2 separate regions of the Homo sapiens genome follow, and region 2 is linked to region 1. Evidence: read pairs that join two places in POLR2A ChIA-PET (ENCODE). Cell type or tissue: PC-9. All regions are shown on one strand. Each heading gives the region's core, and the rest is flanking DNA. Links, peaks and the distances in the headings are about the cores only. Region 1 holds the start of LOC107985774 (a long non-coding RNA gene). Region 2 overlaps SEPTIN10 (septin 10).

Region 1 (5,385 bases), core at 208-5,207:
GCAGTGGCTCACGCCTGTAATCTCAGCACTTTGGGAGGTCGAGGCAGGCAGATCATGAGGTCAGGAGATCAAGACCATCCTGGCCAACATGGTGAGGAGATTGAGACCATCCTGGCCAACATGGTGAAACCCCGTCTCTACTAAAAGTACAAAAATTAGCTTGGCATGGTGGCACATGCCTGTAATCCCAGCTACTCGTGAGGCTGAGGCAGGAGAATTGCTTGAACCAGGGAGTCAGAGGTTGCAGTGAGCTGAGATTGTGCCACTGCATTCCAGCCTGGCAACAGAGTGAGACTCCATCTAAAAAAAAAAAAAAAAAAAAAGAAACAAAAACAAAAAGCAATTTAATTACATGCCTGAGTGGGTAAATTGTGTTGTATGTGAATTATATCTTTTTTTTTTTTTTTTGAGATGGAGTTTTCCTGTTGTTGCCCAGGCTGGAGTGCAATGGCATGATCTGGGCTCACCGCAACCTCCGCCTCCCAGGTTCAAGTGATTCTCCTGCCTCAGCCTCCTGAGTAGCTGGGATTACAGGCATGCACCACCACACCCGGCTAATTTTTTTTGTATTTTTAGTAGAGATGGGGTTTCTTCATGTTGATCAGGCTGGTCTCAAACTCCCAGCCTCAGATGATCCTCCCACCTTGGCCTCCCAAAGTGCTGGGATTACAGGTGTGAGCCACCGCACCTGGCTGTGATATATCTTTTTTTTTTTTTTTTGAGGTGGAATCTTGCTCTGTCGCCAGGCTGGAGTGCAATGGTGGGATCCCCGCTCACTGCAACCTCTGGCTCCCCGGTTCAAGCAATTCTCCTGCCTCAGCCTCCTGAGCAACTGGGACTACAGGTGTGCGCCACTACACCCAGCTTATTTTTGTATTTTTAGTAGAGATGGGGTTTCACCGTGTTGGCCAGGATGGTCTCGATCTCTTGATCTCGTGATCCGCTAGCCTCGGCCTCCCAAAGTACTGGGATGACAGGTGCTAGCCACCACGCCTGGCCCATGAATTATATCTTAATAAAGCCGTTAAAAAAATTGGAAGGACTGGGGAGAGTCCATAGATACCTTAGATCAACAAGGGGTCTGCTTAGAAGGCCTTTTCATAAGCATCGACCAAGATGATTCCTCTGGGCATCATGAATTTCCAGGCTTGGCCACAGTGATGATTATTCTTTAAGCAAAAATTCATTTATTTCTCTTCCTTGACCAACATTTATGTAGATTGAAATTTGATGTCAAGCCTCAAGCTGGGAGTAACAGGAGGAAGTGAGCCTCTGGAAACTGCTGTTCTACCGAGGACTCGTGATCGGCTGCACCTGGCTAGATTCTGGACTATCACTGCCCTTACCAGCCAGCTTCGGCCAGCTAAAGTCAGCTGCTCTTTGTGGTTGACATAAATTTCATTTGACATTTCTACTGACTTCAGAAACTTTTGCCAATAGAACATGTGATGGGGAGACCAGTATGAAATACTGAACCTCCTCCTGCACGCCTCCACGCCCTTGTGTAACCTTCTGATCATTATATATATATACACACACATATATATCAATCTTTATACACACACACATACACTCACACACACACACACATATATATATATACAGTCCCTTCAGTGACACAGCATCACCGTGACAGCCACTATAGCAGCACTTGCAACCTATCAGTGGTTCTTAATTCTGGCTACATCTTAGAATCACCTAAGGAGCTTTAAAAAAAATGGCAACGTGTGGGCTCCATCCCAGACAAATTGAAACCAAATCTCTTTCACAGGTAAGACCTGAGTATCAGAGCCTTTTAAAAGCCCTAGAGGTGATTCTTATGCACCATGTGGGGCTGAGAATCACTGTTACCAGGCAGGCAGTGAGGTAATGCAGTTCCCCTACTGAAGTGCAGGTCTGTAAGAACTTGGTGTGCCAAATGTAAATTCTCAAGGCAGGGATCCAGGCACTAAATAATGCCATCATTGTTTACAGTTCTGATGGGACCTAATCCATCATTTCATCCAATCTCCTTAGTTTTCACATGTGTAAATAACTCCAAAGATGTGAGTTGCCAAGGTTACCTGATTTGCTCTTCTCCCCAGAAGATCTGAGAGCCCCTTCAGGCTGGGACCTCACAGCAGGGCACTGCTTTCTGGCAAAAGCCCTCCCTCTCCTGATTGTCACTGGCCCAGCTTCAGGGGAAGGCGGCCCTTCTAGCACAATGCCAGATGTGGGCACCTTTCTAGCTAGGCCTCTCCTCACCCAGCTCAGCAGCCTTGCTCACCTGAGATGAATGCCTATCAAGTCACAGATGCCACCAAGAGGGCTGGTGCAGCATCACTAAGATCACACAGAATGTGCCGCTGTGATCAGGATGTGAGCTGCCCCAAAACAAGATGGGGCAACTGCATTTCTGGAACTGCCAGAAATATTAATTCATATCATTACTACAAGTTCCTTCTTGAAGACTTCTGAGTAGACACTGGTTAGTATTTACAAGGACATTAAAAACCTCCCTCGGAACACGAACTTTCTTTTGTGTACACGCTGCGGCTTTCTTCCTTTGCACCCTCTCCCAAGGAAGCAAAGCCAGACATGTTTCCTCAGCAGCTAAATGCTGTTATACCAGAAATTCCACACTGCGCCACAGGCTGATGGAACACAGGACGTGTGATTTGTTTCCAAAGTGGCAGACTCATAAAAGCTAAGCCTGTGCAGAAACACGCTGGGCATGCATAAAAAATAATGAGATCAGGGATGCCTCCGCAGGCAGGTATCAGAGCAGAGACAGAATCAGAATTGCTGTGCTGGAATTCGCTCAGAAGGTGCCTTTTACTAGTCCATTTAAGGCCCAAAGATAAAAAAAACAGCATTGATCTCCAAGGCCGCACAGCTAGAGGCAGAAGCAGGATGAGGCCATCAGAAAGGGTGGTGGCTGTTTCGGTCTTCCAATTCAGTGTTTTCCTCACAAATATCAATCCACCGCTTTTTAACTTTCCCATTTCTTTCAGTATTTTATTTTATATATGAATATGTTACCCTCAGCCCTAGGTGCTGGAGGCCCGCTAGTGTCTGCCAGTCAGAGGGAACACCATAGCCCCATGGGTGCAGCTGGCAAGGTGGCCCTACAACGAGGGGTCTCCTGAGCGAGCAGCCACCTTGCCCCAATTCCCACCAGCCTGCCCGTGGGCCACGCCTCTCTAGGTGGGCTCTGGGTGGTCTCCACGGAGCCCACTTGTCCTCAAGAATCCTGTGCAGCCAGCTGGCTCATTTAGGGATTTAGGCAACACATTTGCTTCAGTGGGAACACAAGGAAGTCCTATTTTCAAAGTCAAATAGCCTACAGAGCTTTAGTGAGGCATGTGTGTGTGTATGTGGAGTGGGGTGGAGAGGAGGATGGCAGGCTAAGAGGCCATCCAGGTTAAAATCGATTTTAGAGTTGGCTGAGCTGAGAAGGTTGCAACCATCCTGTCAGCACCAGGTCCTGGGGCCCTGCGGACTTGTTTGTCGGCATCCTGGAGCATAGCCCAGAGAACTTGTTGAAGAGCATCTTGATGCTGCTTGCAGGACACCTCCCCTTTCATAGAGGAGTTAATCTACACTAAGACCTGCTGGCCACAGGCCAGACACGGAAAGAGGCAGAGCCTGGCACTGCTCCGGCTCAGTGTGAACATGCTCATAGCTGGAAGGGAGGGTTCATAGCCCACAGCTCTCTAGTGTTTGTCAAACCCTCTCCCATCTCTGTACTGTTCCCAAGGATAGCACATTCCCCATTGGTCCTTCTCTTTTGTTTCAATTTTTATTTCAAGATCCAAGTTACATGTGCAGGATGTGCAGGTTTGTTACATAGATAAACGTGTGCCATGGTGGTTTGCTGCAGAGATCAACCCATCACCTAGGTGTTAAGCCCAGCATCCATTAGCCATTCTTCTGATGCTCTCCCTTCCCTCACCCTCCCCACGACAGGCCTCAATGTGTGTTGTTCCCCACCATGTGTCCTTCTGTTTTCATTGTTCAGCTCCCACTTATAAGTGAGAACATGTGTTTTGTTTTCTGTTCCTGCATTAGTTTGCTGAAGATAATGGCTTCCAAATCCATCTATGTCCCTGCAAAGGACATGATCTTGTTCCTTTTTATGGCTGCATAGTACTCCATGGTGTATATGTACCACATTTTCTATCATTGATGGGTATTTGGGTTGATTCCATGTCTTTGCTATTGTGAATAGTGCTGTAGTGAACATACAGTCATGTATCTTTATAATGGAATGATTTATATTCCATTGCGTCTATACCCAGTAATGGGATTGCTGGTTCATACGGTATTTCTGCTTCTAGATCTTTGAGGAATCATCACACTGTCTTCTCCAATGTTTGAATTAATTTACACTCCCACTAACAGTTTAAAAGTGTTCTTTCTCCACAACCTCACCAGCATCTGTTGTTATTATTGGCATTCTTTTTTTTCTTTTTCTACTTTTTTGAGACAGAATCTCACTCTGTCACCCAGGCTGGAGTGCAGTGGTATGATCTTGGCTCACTGCAATCTCTGCCTCCTGGGTTCAAGCTGTTCTACTGCCTCAGCCTCCTGAGTGGCTGGGACTACAGGTGTGTGCCACACGCCCGGCTAATTTTTGTGTTTTTAGTAGAGACGTTTCACCCTATGTTGGCCAGGCTGGTCTCAAACTCCTGACCTCAAGTGATCCACCAGCTTTGGCCCCCCAAAGTGCTGGGATTACAGGTATGAGCTACCACACCTGGCCAATAATTGCCATTCTGACTGGAATAAGATGGTATCTCATTGTGGTTTCAATTTACATTTCTATAATGATCAGTGATGTTGAGCTTTTTTTCATATATTTGTTGGCTGCATGAATGTCTTCTTTTGAGAAGTATCTGTTTATATCCTTTGCCTACTTTTTAATGGGGTTTTTTTTCCTGTAAATTTGTTTAAGTTCCCTGTAGACTCTGGACATTAGACCTTTGTCAGATGGATAGACTGCAAAACTTTTCTCCCATTCTGTATAGGTTGTCTGTTCACTCTGCTAATAGTTTCTTTTACTGTGTAGAAGCTCTTTAGTTTAATTAGATCCCATTTGTCAATTTTTGCTTTTGTTGCAATTGCTTTTGGCGTTTTCATTATGAAATCTTTGCCCATGCCTATGCCCTGAATGGTATTGCCTAGATTTTCTTCTAGCATTTTTATAGTTTTGGGTTTTACATTTAAGTCTTTAATCCATCTTGTGTTAATTTTTGTGTAAGGTGTAACAAAGGGGCCCAGTTTCAATTTTCTGCTTATGGCTAGCTGGTTTTCCCAGCACCATTTATTAACTAGGGAATCCTTCCCCCATTGCTTGTTTTTGTCAGGTTTGTCAAAGATCAGATGGTTGTAGGTGTGCAGTCT
Region 2 (5,385 bases), core at 328-5,327, 110 kb before region 1:
GCCAAGATTGAGCCACTCCAGCCTGGGTGACAGAACGAGACTCTGGGGAGGGGAGGGGAGGGACAACACAGTAGTGGAATCTGCGTGTGCCAAGGGTACAAATATAACTGGTATGGTTGGAAAATCACAGTGAGCTCATCACTGAAGCCCAAGGAGGCTTACATGTAAATGCAAGGACAGCAGAAAAGGTGAGGCTGCAAGAAGCTGACTTCATGATTCTGAGTCCAAGTGACTCAAACTAAGGTCACTGGAGAGACGTCACTGTGAAGCAGGAAAGAGAATAGGAGAGGAATCAGCACAGGTTTGATGCAACTTTGGAACTACTGAGTTTAAGGTTCCTATGAGCACCTTGGATCCCTCAAAGAACTTTTATGTAAAATTTTACATTATCAAAAACAAATATACGTGGCCCAGTGGTAATTCTCACTTCTCTTGAAGTTTCCATTGATTCCTTGAGACTTGAATTGTTCTACACTGATAAGAGCATTAAAGATTCAGCTTAATTCATCAAGCCAGTCAGGCTTAGTTTTTGGGCTGAATATAATTATACCATATTACTAGTATGATCAGGCAGATCACCTGAGGTCAGGAGTTTGAGACCAGCCTGCCCAACATGGTGAAACTCTGTCTCTACTAAAAATACAAAAATTAGCCAGGCATGGTGGCAGGTGCCCGTAATCCCAGCTACTCAGGAGGCTGAGGCAGGAGAATCGTTTGAACCCGGGAAATGGAGGTTGCAGTGAGCTGAGATCGTACCACTGCACTCTACTCTGAGCGACAAGAGTGAAACTCCATTTCAAAAAATAATAATAAATAAATAAATAAATTGTACTTGAATAACAAAGTTAATTCATAAAAGTATAACATAATTTTCTGACTAAAAGGTAGGTAAATGGGAAAGTGTAGCTAAAAAAGCTAATCAGAATACCTGAGGATAAGCTAAATAATATCTGTATAATTTTTGTAATCAACAAAAAAGAAAATATATAGCAAAATATGCAAATACAAAACAAAATTATTTTCTCCAACTGTTCAAATTATAATGCTGTATTAGGTTCTTTAGTCCTCAGAGTTACATGGAAACTGTAAATTATAATTCTTTTCTATACAACAGAATTTCTGTTACTATGTGACAAGCAGCCTATCTTCTACCAAAACAGAGAGCCCCCAGAAATTCTCTCAATGATCCATGTCACAAAGAAGAAGAGTTAGCATGACATCAGTATAAATGTATGTTAAGAAGGCTGTTAGAATTAACTGTATAGTAGCAACAGATGCAAAATGCTGCATCATTAAGAACTGCCAAAGCCTGGAATGAGGTCTGGGGCAAGGAGGTACAAAGACAACATGGAGGAAACAAAAGACATTTTGTGCAAGGATGTGTGAAAGTTGCATCTCATCCAAAAAACTAGAGATAACAGTACTCAGCTCATGGGCTGGGAGAATAAAATGTGGTAACACAGGCCGGGTGCCGTGGCTCATGCCTGTAATCCCAGCACTTTGGGAGACCAAGGAGGGAGGATTACAAAGTCAAGAGATTGAGACCACCCTGGCCAACATGGTGAAACCCCGCTTCTACTAGAACTACAAAAATTAGCTGGGTGTGGTGGCACATGCCTGTAATCCCAGCTACTCCGGAGGCTGAGGCAGGAGAATCGTTTGAACCCGGGAGGCAGAGGTTGCAGTGAGCCAACACTGCACCACTGCATTCCAGTCTGGCGACAAAGCAAGACTCTGTCTCAAAAAACAAAAAATAAAAAATAAAATGTGATAACACAAGGGAAGTACTTGCCATGGTGAATGCACTTCAGCATCTGGTAGCATTCAATTACCATAGTGGACATAGTTATAGCCATAAAGGACAAGTCCACAGAAAAATATATCTTGACTACTTTATTACCTGCAAAGATCTTCAGAGATTACTAGGCCACTAAAAGTTGAAAATAATAGCTAAAAAGTTCCCTTTTATTAAAAAAAAAATTGCACTAAAAATTTTAAGCTTTTTTTTTTTTTTTTTTTTTTTTTGAGATGGAGTCTCACTCTGTCACTCAGGCTGGAGTGCAGTGGTGCAATGTCGGCTCACTGCAACCTCCGTCTCGCAGGTTCAAGCGATTCTCCTGCCTTAGCCTCCCGAGTAGCTGGGACTACAGGCACGCACCACTAGGCACAGGGTTTTACCATGTTGACCAGGCTGGTCTCAAACTCCTGACCGGAGGTGACCCACCCACCTCAGCCTCCCAAAGTGCTGGGATTACAGGCATGAGCCACCACGCCCAGCAAAGCTATTTCTTTCATGAATAGTGAAGAATTGAAAGGCTTCTCATGTTATTTTAAGTTTCAGCATATAAACAGTGTCAGACAGTGAATATTCTTCCTGTCTAAAATGTCTAGCCTGCTCTTCTCCGCTAATCCATGGCCATCGCTTCGTTTACTATTTAGCTCAATATTGAGCTTTTTGTAAAAAGCTTTCATTCTACTTATTTAAAGGTAGTATAAATCATAATCACACAAATAATTTGTATTTTCCAAAAATTCATATTAGTAAGCTGCTTGGAGTAAGACTACAGTCTCCATAGAAACAATATTACAAACAGCTAAGGTCCTGAGTAAGTTCTTGAATGCCTCATTTAACTTATAATGTACAGAGTATTTAGTCTTAGACTGTTTTCAAATCTAGTAGCAGACTCAGAAGAAAAAACATATGTTGCCCTATTGCTAGGATGGCTAACCATGGATCATGCATTCTCAATGGGGGCAGTACCTGTATTATCTCTCCCCCTAAAGAGAGCAGAAATCGGTTCTTGGGAGGACAAAAATAAATAAATAAACAAATGGTCTGTGGCCCTCACCAAAGCTCAACCTTATCTGAAAAATGTATATTCTTTAGTACTGGATTCCTCCCATTAGGGAGAACTTAATTACCTGGGCTAATTTAATAAAAATTAAATCTGTTATTAATTACATTTTATTTAAATGTAATTTTTCTCCTGAGGGGGTAATAATGAAAAAATGTTGAGAAACACTGTTCTAGATAAACCTTGAAAAAGGCAAAGTTTAGTCTTTCCTCCCCTGACTTCTCACCCAACCTGCCCTAAATCAAAACTACCTACCTGTGTTCACCCCTAGGGAAACTCTGACTTCCTTGATTCCCAGGATCTCCCTAGGCATTAGGAAAGTCACCCACTGACTAACTTGTCTGGAGGTATCTATACTTTTATAAGACGACAAAAGGACTTTCTATAAAGTAGATTTCATGCAGTGCAAATGGGAAAAAAAACTGAAGATTATGCTGGAGATGGGGAAAAGTTCAATGTCTGTTTCTGAAGCCGTGACTCATTCAGATTGAGCAGAACTAGCTACTAATTTGTCAGTGAGAACATTTCTCATCTATACACATAGAATTAAACTTAGTCAACTATCCTCTTAAAGGTCTTTTATAACAAAAGCAGCTTTTTATTTTAATTTTCAAAAATCATTTGAGTAATTCTGGACTAATTTAGAGCTCAAGGCAATGTTCCTGCCAAATAGTATATATGCAGCTAAGGAAAAATGTCACCATGCACAGCTTCTATTTGTCCATGAGAGACTGGGATACAGTTTTCTCATGGACACTCACAGAACATTCAAGGTATCCATCAATATACTCCCTACCTAATATTTCACAATTTGTGAACTCTTTCTATGTAACACGCACTCTAAGACAATAGGACTTTCTTGCTATCCCCATAAATACAGACCACACAGAGGGCAGGATAAACTTGATCTGATTCTTAAGGGAGGAAGGTAAAGGAAATCAGAGAATAGCCACATTTCTACCTTATCTTTGGTAAGTTCCTTGGTCATATGATCTTAGGCTGAAACTAGTGAGGAGGGGCTGGGGAGCCCATCCTACCTGGCACAGACCAGGGAGCCTGACCAGGTAGCCTATTTACTAAAAGTAATACCAACAAAGTATAAGTGCTATATCCCAAGCTATTAAATCATATTTGTTTTAAGGTATTTAACATTAGAATTTAAAATATTTTACTTTCGTCATTATGACTATGAGATACATGATTCCTCCTCCAAAATCCTTAAATCAGTAGTAGATACAAATCCTAAAAAAAAATTAAATTTTCTAAATAAAGCATTATCTAAATCAACCTTCCAGATATTATCAGAAGAAAGTGTAAGAATTAAAGTTCTCATTACAAAAGCTTTGCGCATCAGGCATTTTATACTAGGAATGCTCAAAATCTAAAGCAGAGATAAATCACATTAATATGGTTGAAAGCAAGGGTCCTGTATGTATTCTTGAAGAGAGGGACTCTATCCTGCAGTAGATTATAAAAATTTAAGAGCATCCTTCTCCTTCTTTCCCACAGACCAAAATATATCAATCAATCAATCAATTAATCCAAACATAACCTGGCACTATGTTATAATGAAAATCGGTCTGGGACTATCTGAAAAGTATGACACTATCAGTGTTTCAGCCTAGGGAAAGTGGGGCTTCATTAGAACATAAGTGTAGATGAACAAACAGCTCCTGGCTGCCTGCAAGCATTTATAATTTATTCATTTAACATTCAGCAAGAATAAAATTGTCCAAGATAACATACTTTCCATATAAAAAAATAATGCCTGTCCTCAAAGATATATGAGTATGGCTATGGAGGATACAAAGAATAATACAGGTTGCTCTTCCAGAAAACAGATCATTTAATTAAGGACGAAAAAAATGCAGAGTTTACTTGATGCAAAAGGTTAACAATACAAAAACATAAATTAGGAGGTACTGCAAGGTAGCATATGACCAAATACCAAATGAGAAGCAGCCTGGCTGCCAGGGGCTGGGGTTCTCTGGGAAAGCTTCAGAGGAAGCAGCATGGGAACTGAGTCTTTTCACTGCCGAGATCGCGCCACTGCACTCTAGCCTGGGTGACAGAGCAAGACTCCGCCTCAAAAAAAAAAAAAAAAAAAGATCAAGAAAGAATTAAGAATCACAACTTCAAGACAGAAAGTAAAACAAATGAGAAGCCTCTTAGATACGAAAATTATCCTCACTGAAGAAAAACTGAGAAGGAATGAGAAAAAAAGTTCAGAAGCATTGTAGCTAAAACAGGAAATGACAAATGCGGACAGGAATTGCAAAGATTTGGTCACCACTTAAAAGGTAAGGATAACTGAAGAAGTGGAAAATTATGGCTGTGTTTCTCGGGAGATGAAAAGGCAGTCAGTGGACTGTACTCAACACTATTTCAAGATCCACTATCTCAGTCAACAATAACTAATTATACAGCCAGGATCTCCTGAATCATAAAATGATGCAATTCCTAATAAGGAGCATGGTGGAGATAATGGCAGGGACAATATGACACAGAGCAGATCTCACAATCACTAGCT

Evidence for each region. ChIA-PET counts read pairs that join two places held together with the same protein. Peaks named below come from ENCODE experiments on the same cell type or tissue, not always from the same donor. Only the 100,000 strongest peaks of a DNase experiment are listed, where the experiment ranks them.
Region 2: POLR2A ChIA-PET joins it to region 1 with 27 read pairs; 13 of 35 experiments call an interaction of 5 or more read pairs at or near these places.

What each region holds. Positions count from the first base shown.
Region 1 is chr2:109,718,706-109,724,090 of GRCh38, forward strand. It overlaps LOC107985774 (a long non-coding RNA gene), which reads left to right and starts at 806. Exons shown (of 2, transcript XR_001739114.1): 1 at 806-844; 2 at 1,220-1,411. It also overlaps a transcript of RANBP2 not described here. In PC-9, for the core only: no CTCF peak of the experiment used is centred there; no DNase peak of the experiment used is centred there.
Region 2 is chr2:109,604,673-109,610,057 of GRCh38, forward strand. The region is part of intron 1 of SEPTIN10 (septin 10); the gene reads right to left. It also overlaps a transcript of RANBP2 not described here. Among named protein-coding and RNA genes, the nearest start is that of SEPTIN10, 6.6 kb to the right of the region's middle. In PC-9, for the core only: no CTCF peak of the experiment used is centred there; DNase peaks (open chromatin) are centred at 3,259 and 5,129; H3K4me3 peaks cover 1,182 bases; H3K27ac peaks cover 4,546 bases.